Linked DNA regions of Homo sapiens: region 1 is linked to region 2. A link is a loop called in an ENCODE intact Hi-C map of the cell type or tissue named here. Cell type or tissue: PC-3. All regions are shown on one strand. Each heading gives the region's core, and the rest is flanking DNA. Links, peaks and the distances in the headings are about the cores only. Region 1 has its middle 9.5 kb from the start of LINC00557. Region 2 overlaps LOC101927284 (a long non-coding RNA gene).

Region 1 (5,385 bases), core at 137-5,136, 170 kb before region 2:
TGGTTTCACATGAATTTTAGAATAGTTTTCTTCTAATTTTGTGAAAAAATGATGTTGGTAGTTTGATAGCAATAGTGTTGAATCTGCAGATTGCTTTGAGCAGTATGGTCATTCTAATGATATTAAGTCTTCTAATCCATGAGCATGGGATGTTTTTCCACTTTTTGTATTATCTATTTTTTTCAGTAGTGCTGTCTTTTTTGGTTATGGCCATTCTATCTCTAACAGTCATTTAATACACATTAACTTCATTAATATGTGAGCTGATTGGAGTGGTAAGCACCATGGCCAGGGCCAGAGAGACACAGATGATGGAGTCAGTGCTCAGTCTATTCCATGGCATTTCACAGCTGGAGGCACTGCTGTGATCTCCCTATGGAGGTAAGGAACTGGAAAGACAATGAGATAAAAGACAGGGCAAGAACTATACATTGTATTTGGGTGTGTATAAGATAGATAGTAAATGGAGGTATGGGGTTTCCAAGAGAAAATAATGAAGAAATAGATAAGAAGGGTCAGGGTGACCTCTTGGGGGATCCCATTTTTGGGACCCTTGCTGAGTTCAAAAAGGGGTTATGAGTGAATCATGAGAGTCAGTAGGATGGAAACCCAGGAAAATCAGCATTTCAAGGAAAATGATAAAGTTAACAGTGTGAAACACTGCAAATTAGTTGCAGAAGATAGAGCTTGAAGAAGGCCATTGGATTTAAGTGCTAAGATCAACAATATCCTTAGAAAATTCAGTCTCAGTAATGTGATGAGGAAAAAACATTGTGAGAAGCTACGGGAATTGGAAACAAGGATTATAGATGATGCTTTGGAGAAACTTGTAGAGAAAGGAAGAAGAAAGCATAGTAGAGGAGGCAGCAAGCTTGAGCAAAGGCAGATGTCCCCTTTCCCATGAACCCCTATGGTCACAAGAAAGGGGGGAACTTGACTTTTTTTGCAGATACATTTGTAGATCTAATTTCTAGAACTGTGAAGATAGGGCCTGAGTATCATACCCACCAGATCCATAGTTGGTTGGACAAAAGAATACAGAGGCCAATGTGAGACCCATCCTGAGTAACCAGCATTCCTGCTCTAACCATGTTTCTTCTCTTTCACTTCAACACTTCCCAGTTCTGCAGACTCTAAACAGACTCTAAACCAGGCCCTGGGCCTTGATTTCTCCCTTTTCTTCATCCCACTAAAGTAGACAATGAGAGTCTATTCCACTTCCTCCATATCATCTGCATCCTCTCCCTGTTTGCTCTGACAAATCCTGCCTTCTGGGTTCTCTAACTTTAGGGGAATGAGTCTAATGAGTGCAGACCTCATTAGACTGGTCTCTTTACTGCCAGTCCCCTCCCCACTCTGACTCTGGCCTGTGCCTCTTCCCTCCTGAGCAGAAGGCACCTAGGCTTGTCTGTCAGGCTTATTGCCTCCTTCCCTTCCCATGCACTCCCTCTGCTCACATCCTGCAAAACACCTGCTGTTCGCTGAGCATCTTCTCTCGTGTTCTCTTCCTGATTCACTCTCCTCTCTCAAGATGGAAAATTTTCACTCACCCTTCCAAGCTCAACTCAAAGTATCACCTTCTTTGGAATCATTCTGACCCTCTGCCACTCCCTCCCCAGTTAATGCTGCTTCCACTCAGTTCCTTCATCATAGGGTTTCTCAGCCTCAACCCCACTGACACTTTGGGCAGGCTAATTCTTTGCTGTGGGAGCTCCCCTGTGTGCTGCTGGATACATCACAGCATCCCTGGCCTCGACTCGGAGGATGCCCGTACACTCCCTTCTCCTACAGTTTGACAACCAAAAATGTCTCCAGCCATTGATAAATACTCCCGGTGAGTGGAGCCTCACAATTGCCTCCGCGGGAGAAGCACTGCCTTACAATCAATGTGTTAGCATTCCGGAACTCCTTACACGGTGTGAACATAACCTCTGTCTAGCACTGGGCCTGGCATATAGTGAGTGCACAGAAAATAGAAATTCAAATATGCAGAGAAGTTAAGAATGTGATCTTTAGAATCAGACAGGATTTTCATCTTTTTTCTAACACCAGCTGTGTGAAGCTGGAAAATTATTTGACTTCCCCAAGCCTCAGTGTTTTCATCATAAAACGAAGGTAATAATGCTGTCAGGGTTACGGTGGAGATTAAATGACACCATTATTTGTAAAGGTCTAATGCACACTTTGGGGCAGAGAGAAAATACTAATGAATGATGCTATAAAGAGTATCCTTGGCTGAGCACGGTGGCTCACACCTGTAATCCCAGCACTTTGAGAGGCCGAGGCGGGTGGATCACCTGAGGTCAGGAGTTCGAGACCAGCCTGGCCAACATGGTAAAACCCCATCTCTACTAAAAATACGAAAAAATTAGCCAGGCATGGTGGCGGTCGCCTGTAATCCCAGCTACATGGGAAGCTGAGGAAGGAGAATTGTTTGAACCTGGGAGGCGGAGGTTGCAGTGAGCCGAGATCGCGTCATTGCACTCCAGCCTGGGTGACAAGAGCGGAGTCTTGGCGGGGGAAAAAAAAGAATATTCTCTGCCTGTTTGACTGCCCAGGCCCCATTCTATTCCTTTCCCATTGTTGGGAGGTTCCCAAAGCATGGCACAGAACAATTGCTCAGTACACTTTTTTTGGATGGGGCTAAAGCGATATAGTGAAGATATTTGTGTGCAAAGTTTTCAGGATGTGCGGAGGAGTCAAGCAAACACAAATAGGGCAGGCGAAGTGGACAGGAAGAAAGCTGCCAGTAGATGGCCTCTTCCTGCTTTATCTTTTTCGCTCTGGCGTCCCTTCCATTATCTGATCCCTGTGTTACTTTAAGCGACTTGAGGAGAAAGAAAATACAAATCAGCAGCTGAACTAGTTGCAGAACAACTCGGGTGGTATACTATGCCTTTTATTCAAAGATAAGTGTGTGTATGTTTTACTTGTCCTACTAGGTTATAACCCGCCTGAGGGCTGAAGGTATTATGGCTTGTTTCGTTTAAATCTCTCTTTTCCAGAACCGTAGTTCTTGGCAAAGATGATTGGTAGATGAATAAATGAATGTCTGACATTGATAAATCTACCATTCAGTAGAGCAGTGTTTCTCGGAGCTTTTCCTATTGTGATAAGGTATCAGTGATGACCTGTTATGTTCTCTGTCACAAATCCATTATTTTTACATGGGCAAGATGATTGACTGGAGTTAGAGTGATAATTTGGGGCTTTGAGACAGCAAGATGGGTTCAGCTTTAGCAGAACTAGCTTTTTTTTTCTAGTTAATTTTTTACTAGTATAAAAGAATCCTTTTGTTGATTATCATCATTGCCAGCAAACCAACTTAGATGGCAACTGTTGACACAGAGTACAAATAAGAAAACTGGAATCTATTCTTTCAGGGAATTTTCCTTAAAGTGTAGCGTTTGGACAACCTATCAGAATCACTGACGAGAGGTGCTTTTTAAAAACATGGTTTCCTGGGCCCTCTGTGAGACCCACGGAATTATAATATGTTGGGGAAGGACCTCCCTAAACTTCTTTTCTTTTCTAATGCACACTAAAATTTGAAAACTGCTTTAAAGAAAAGAGCATTTAGTGTATATAGTCAGCTTCTACTGGGAGCTTTATTCAACATGCTTGGTTACAGTAGGCAGTTTCACTGTTCTTACAGAGTATATTTTAAGGTCTTGAGAGACATCATCATAGAGTTAGAAAAAGAGCTCTGGTTTGCAGTGAGAAGACCTGAGAATGGTCTGTCAATGTCTGTGTCTCGGGTCAATCAGAACTTCTTTGGTCTTCAGACCTCTTACCTGCTGTAAGAGCTGTTGGTCTTCCTGAGTGATCCAGATGTTCCCTGATAGCCCAGACTTCAGTGGAACCATCATCTTCAAAATCCTCACTGCTGTTTTATAAACAATAATAGTAGCAAACATTTATATACACTTACTCATTTAGTCCTTCTCAACATTTCTTTAGGGTAGGTTAACCCCATTGTACAGAGAGTACTACTGAGGCACAGGGATGTTAAACAACCAGGAGAGGTTAAACAGCTAAATAAACAACCAAAAAGATTATGTTATATATGAAATAATGATGTCTATATTAAAAAATCAAAATATTTCTATATTCAAAATAGTAGAAAGCACAGTGGACAGGGAGTCAGGAGACCTGGGTCTCACGTGAGTTGCTATCACTAGTTATATGACTATAGCTGGTCACTTAACACCCTGGTTCTTATTTTTCCCTCAGTAAAATGTCATTCCAGAACATTCCAGGGTTCCTTCTAGCTTGTAAAAAATCTCCTTGTGCGATCCTCAGTAGCATTCCTTAATGTATTTTGTGTACTGATTACGCTTTTTTTTTTAACAAAATGCTCAGTATACATCAAAGAATGATTATCATTAAAGATTTGCTTCAAAAGTATTTTCTTTAAATCCCTACGTCATATTCCTATAAATGAGTATCTATTAGACAGAGGTATAAATATTTTAAAGATAAGCATTATATTTCCAAAGATTTATTTAACTTTCCTTTTCTTCATGAACCTGTTGAAAAATGAGGATGTCTTGCCACGGATACCTCGTGTACCCAGAAGGGGCTGCCAGAAATGGCGAAATAGCTTGACTAATCCAGCTGAAGTTAGTTCTTCCTGTCTTAAAACAAGGTGAAAGCTCATACAATTATTCATTTTGCTGTGAAAATTTCATCTGTTTTTATAGAAGAGTCTTCCCAATGGGTCATATAGACTCCTATAAGCAAGCACACCCCAACTGTTTCCTTTTCATAATTATCTAAAGCACAGACGAGCCTTGAAAAGACAATTGTATAGCTTCTTGTGTTGCTTCATGGGCTTTAAGTGCCCACAAAGAGGATTCCTTATGCTTTAATTTCTCTTTATTTTTCTCACCGTAAAGACCCTTGGGGTAAATGCCAGCCCCACAATCCCGCCGTTATATGGTTACTGTCAGCCTGCTCAAATGATGCTTCCTGTTCATTAGGCCTCTTTTCATCTGACTACAATGTCTTGGCGTTGCAGCAATTCTTAGTCAACGCCCATCTCTTCAATAGCCTGTGAATAGTATTAAATGGTGTTTATGCTAGCTATTGTTGCCTTTTGTGTGGTTTGTCTAATTCACAGAGAAAAGTCTGCTTTTGTGGTCGAAGACCAGCTACGTCATGGCACACCATGTGCCTTCTGATGGGACCCAGTCCTGCTGAGTGATAACATTACAGGCCTGAGCTTCTTTGCAACACAATCCCGCATTCTTAACCACAGTCAATACTCTCACAGGCAGACTGGTTTACTCTTTTTATTAAGAGGTAGGGGAAGATAAAGCACAAACAAATACCAGACCCTGAAACAAAACAGAAAAGAAGGGTAAGTTCAACTGATTTGCAGCT
Region 2 (5,385 bases), core at 111-5,110:
GAAATTGTGTTAGATGTGATTGCTAAAGAAATCCTGATTATGAGAGTTCCCCATAAAAATTTAGTCCTGTCAAGGAAATGAAACTCTCCTTACTGGCCCAAATTCAACCTACAGATACTCATAACTTTTAATGTACTAAAAATTTGGCACAGAAAAATAATTTTTGATGTTGGCTTAACTTGTGGGAAAACTTGGATTGGGTATTTTTTGTTAGTTTGCATTTGAAATGAATGAGCATACTATCATTTTGAGAATGAAGTCTTAGGAATCTTTAATGGTGAGTTTCATGGTTTCATCAAAACTTTAGCCTAAATGGATCACTTTAGGGACTGCCAGGGAAGGAGCAAGGAGGTGCCTGGGTGATCAGTTTTTTATGGTGCTGCCCCCAAATCTAAAACACAAAACAAAACAAAACCCTAGAAAATCAAAGTAAAAATATAAAATATAAAAACATTTTATTAAAAATATAATATTTTATAAAAACAAAGTAAAAATGGAAGAGGAAGGGAAACAATTGGTGTAATACAAGAGGAAAGTTTTTATTCATCCAACCAACTTTTTTTGAGCATCTACCAAAAACAAGACATTTTGACATTTTTATGTGCAGGTATGTATGCAGAGAAGACTATAAAGGTGATCTCATTTCCTTTTACTAACTTCACTGGTCTGTATTAGTCAGGGTTCTCTAGAGGGACAGAACTATAGGATAGATATATGTAAAAGGGAGTTTATTAAGTAGTATTAACTCATACAATCACAAGGTCCCACAATAGGCCATCTGCAAATGGAAGAGCAAGGAAGCCAGTCTGAGTCCCAAAGCTGAAGAACTTGGAGTCCGATGTTCGAGGGCAGGAAGCATCCAGCATGGGAGAAAGATGTAGCCTGGGAGGCTAAACAAGTCTAGCCTTTACACATTTTTCTGCCTGCTTTATATTCTGGCCATGCTGGTAGCTGATTAGATTGTGCCCACTCAGATTAAGGGTGGGTCTGCCTTTCCTGGCCCACTGGCTCAAATGCTAATCTCCTTTGGCGACACCATCACAGACACACCCAGGATCAATACTTTACATCCTTCAATTCAATCAAGTTGGCACTCAATATTAACCATCACATGGTCTCATTCCATTGTCATTACTTTTGGAAAGCATTTTTTCTTTAGATTAGAGATTTTGCTATAAAATATTAATGCATTAATCTGTTTTCTTAAGACTATCATTTTAAGGCTTTGTGTCAGTTTCTTCTAATGCAGAATATCAGGGGGATATGATCATTTGGACCTGCGTGTACAGCAATGAATTTGGGATATCATCAAGTTAATTGATAGAATTCATTTGACTTATGTACTTAGGCTTTCATGAAACCTCATCTTAAATCATTAATTCTGCTCCGAATAAACAGTACATTTACCTACGTCCTTTGAGTTGGCCCCTACCCCAATCTCTGTACATCTTGAAACACCGTTATCATGTTTGGCTTCTTTATTTAACTGGAAAAGGGGTATTTTATTCATAGTACATACAGGTGTTCTACACATCATGTTGCTTGGTACTTTCATAAAACAGAAGAGAAAACTGAGACTTGTGGATATTGGGTGATCTTATGCAAGGTCATAAGCTAGTTGATGGAGAATTTGAAATAGAAATCAGGACTTTGGGTCATCTATCCTCTGCTCTTTCTGCCCAACTGAATGAAAAATGGCTGACTATCCACCCCTCAACCTGAAAATTAGGCTCTTTTTAGCCAAACTTTGACCACCACCCTCTGTATAAGCTTCAGCAGTGAAGTGTAAGATGAACCAATTAATAAAAAGTAACACAAGCGGACATCAGTCAAAAATCTCCCACACCTAATCTATATTACTTTGATAAATGATATCATCTTTGCCTTCCATTAATCCCTGTACTCAACCCAGAGAGAAAAATCCTCTTGACCCTGAATTTCCAGATGCATTCACCAGAAGACTAGTCTTGGTAAATATGTTGCAACCAACATTTTAAGTTCAGGTTAACATTTTCTTGTTCTTCACTTCTATTTATTTATTTATTTAGACAGAGTCTCACTCTGTCGCCCAGGCTGGAGTGCAGTGGCAGGATCTCGGCTCACTGCAAGCTCCACCTCCCAAGTTCACACCATTCTCCTGCCTCAGCCTCCCAAGTAGCTGGGACTACAGGTGCCTGCCACCATGCCTGGCTAATTGTTTTTTGTATTTTTAGTAGAGACGGGGTTTCACTGTGTTAGCCAGGACGGTCTCCGTTTCCTGACCTCATGATCTGCCCGCCTCGGCCTCCCAAAGTGCTGGGATTACAGGCGTGAGCCACCGCGCCCAGCTCAATTTATTTATTATTTGTTTCCAGCTCTTTCTTCTTTTTCGTTAAATAAACTGTTTCAAACACTAGCAATCTTTTCACTTCCCTGGGCATCAAACCTATGCCTTCTAGTCTATTTCTTTAAAAAGAAATTTAGTAATTATACCTACTTAAGGGTAGTATACTTACTATAGTAGTTATACTTACTTATATATATCATTCTATTCCTTTATAAACTTTTTCTTTTCCACTGACATTTTTGTTTCTTGAGAATCATCATAGCCAGGTGGCTAAAGGCTGCTCATGGGAAGGGATTTTTCTTTTTCATAAAAATTTCAATTTCTGATAATCTAAACAGTTCAGAATATTTTCTCATTCCATAATTAACTGTGACATGAAGAGTCCAGTGGAAGAGTCCACAGGCCAACTTACAAAATGTAGGAAGGTTTATGTATTGGTTTCCAAGGACTTCTGTACCATAAACTGGGCGGCTTAAAACAACAGGAATGTATTAGCTCACAGTTCTGGAAGCTGAAATCAAGGCTCTGGCAGGGCCTTGCTTCCTCCAAAGGTTCTAAGGCAGATTTTTTCTTTGCCTCTTAGCTTCCGGTGGTTTCTGGCAATCTTTGTCATTCCTTGGCTTGCAGCTTTATCACTCCCACCTCTGCCTTCTTCCCTCTGTGTGCATCTGAATCTCCCTCTACTTTCTCTTAAAAAGACACCAGTCGGCTGGGCGCGGTGGCTCACGCCTGTAATCCCAGCACTTTGGGAGGCTGAGGTGGGTGGATCACGAGGTCAGGAGATAGAGACCATCCTGGCTAACATGGTGAAACCCCGTCTCTAATAAAAATACAAAAAATTAGCCGGGCCCGGTGGCAGGCGTCTGTAGTCCCAGCTACGCCTGAGGTAGGAGAATGGCATGAACCCGGGAGGTGGAGCTTGCAGTGAGCAGAGATCGCGCCACTGCACTCTAGCCTGGGCTACAGAGTGAAACTCTGTCTTGAAGAAAAAAAAAAAAAAGACACCAGTCATTGGACTTAGGGCCTACCCTTATGGGTAGCAGACAGTCATCAAGCCTACTTTATAGCTGAGGAAACTGAGGCACATGGAGATTAAGTGACGTCATCTTAACCAACTACATCTGCAAAGATCCTCATTCCAAATAAGATCACATTCTGAGGTTCTGAGTGGACATGAATTTAGGGGTTGTCCCATTCAAATCAGTATGTTTGCTTCTTCCATTCCATCTTACTGTTCTCCCAAGACCTTTCAGATGCACAGAGTCCAATATGACCACTCAAAACCTTCTCAGGAATGCCACCAGTCCATTCTGAAAGTGAAGCAGCACAGACTGCAAAGATGTTACACAAGCAGGACTGAGTCCTACCTCCTCTTGTTCCTGGCTTTGGAACTTTGCACGAGTCACATTATCCCACTGGGCTTCCATGGCTTCATATTCAGATTGGAGTAACATCTGTATCACATGGCTGCCTTAAGAATCTAATGAGATCGTAGACCCAATTGTCTTACATTTGGCAAATGGTGGCTGCTCAGTCATCTTTAACACCCTACATTGATTCTAGAATTGATGAGCAGGTAATGTGCTGGGGCAAGCAGAGAAAAGACCCCTTTCAGGTAGCCCTGAGAGCATACCCCCACTATGCCCAAGAGTAAGGCATGTTCTGGAATGAGAAAGGGTGCACCCCACATGCCTGGGAAAATTTGCTGAGGTTTGTCATTTTTAAAAAAGATAATTAGGAAAAACAAACTGAACTCCCAGAGGATGCTTATTAGATTGCTACGTTGTACTTATCTACAATATATGGTGCCTAACATCTGAGAAGCTGAAAGCTTTTAATGAGCATTAACTCGTTATTCCCTGTGGGATAGGTAGCAGGCAGTCATCAAGCCTACTTTATAGCTGAGGAAATTGAGGGACAGGGAGATCAAGTGACTGATTCAAGGTCAGTACCAAGCTGATTGCTAAAGGGACCAACAGTGGGCCCTGGAGAATTGAAAAGAAGGCCTTGAGTGTAGTTATTTAGCTGTCATCCTTATGTGTTCCCACCCCCATGGATTCAATCCTATAGGCAACCTGCTTCCAGGAACAAGAATAGGGTGCCTTAGAAGAGAAAATGAAAATAAAGAAACTACAATAAACAAATGTGGTATATCCATACAATGGAATATTATTCAATCATAAAAAGGAAAGAAGTACTAACGTGTTATGATGTGAATGAACCTAGAAAACATTATGCTGAATGAGAGAAGCCAGACACAAAAGACCATATATCATATGATTTCATTTATAAGAAACATCTAGAACATGTAAATCCACAGAGACAGAAAGCAGATTTGTGGTTGCCAGGGGCTAGAGTGGCTTAAAGAATGGAGTGTCATTGATTCATGGGAACTCTTTCCTTTTGGGGTGACTAAAGTGTTCTGGAACAACAAAGAGGTGATGCTTAGCGGGGCGTGGTGGCTCATGCCTGTGATCCCAGAACTTTGGGAGGCTGAGGTGGGCGGATCATCTGAGGTCAGGAGTTTGAGACCAGCCTGACCAACATGGTGAAATCCAATCTCTACTAAAAATACAAAAATTAGCCGGCATGGTGACACGCGCCTGTAATCTCAGCTACTAGGGAGGCTGAGACAGGAGATTTGCCTGAACCTGGGTGGTGGAGGTTGCAATAAGCCAAGATCACACCACTGCACTCCAGCCTGGGCGACAAGAGTGAAACTCCGTTTCCCAAAAAATAAAAATAAAAATAAAAGAGAGAGAGAAAGAAGTGCTGTTTGCATAACGTTGTGAATTTACTAAATGCCACACAATTAGGCACTTTAAAATGGTTAATTTTAGGTGAACAAAATTCTCTCTGCATCTCTCTGTGTCTGTCTGAATCTCCCTCTCTTTTCTCTTATAAAGATGCCAGTCATCAGAGAATACAATTCACAAAAAGTTAATAAAATAAATAAATAAATAATGTGAGCATTAAAAATGAATGTTAGTCACCACCTGGGGCCTGCAGACAGACATGTGAAAAACAAATTACCTGAACTTGTAGAGACCACACCTTCC

What was found. A loop is a pair of places that touch in the nucleus more often than their neighbours do. Peaks named below come from ENCODE experiments on the same cell type or tissue, not always from the same donor. Only the 100,000 strongest peaks of a DNase experiment are listed, where the experiment ranks them.
Region 1: it touches region 2 in a loop (2.0-fold over the local background); 1 of 110 quality-filtered maps calls a loop at or near these places.

What each region holds. Positions count from the first base shown.
Region 1 is chr13:94,947,884-94,953,268 of GRCh38, reverse strand. No RefSeq gene overlaps it. Among named protein-coding and RNA genes, the nearest start is that of LINC00557, 9.5 kb to the left of the region's middle. RefSeq lists an enhancer at 4,797-5,385. In PC-3, for the core only: a CTCF peak has its summit at 2,761; no DNase peak of the experiment used is centred there.
Region 2 is chr13:94,781,740-94,787,124 of GRCh38, reverse strand. All of the region lies in intron 2 of LOC101927284 (a long non-coding RNA gene), which reads right to left. Among named protein-coding and RNA genes, the nearest start is that of SOX21-AS1, 72 kb to the right of the region's middle. In PC-3, for the core only: no CTCF peak of the experiment used is centred there; no DNase peak of the experiment used is centred there; H3K27ac peaks cover 728 bases.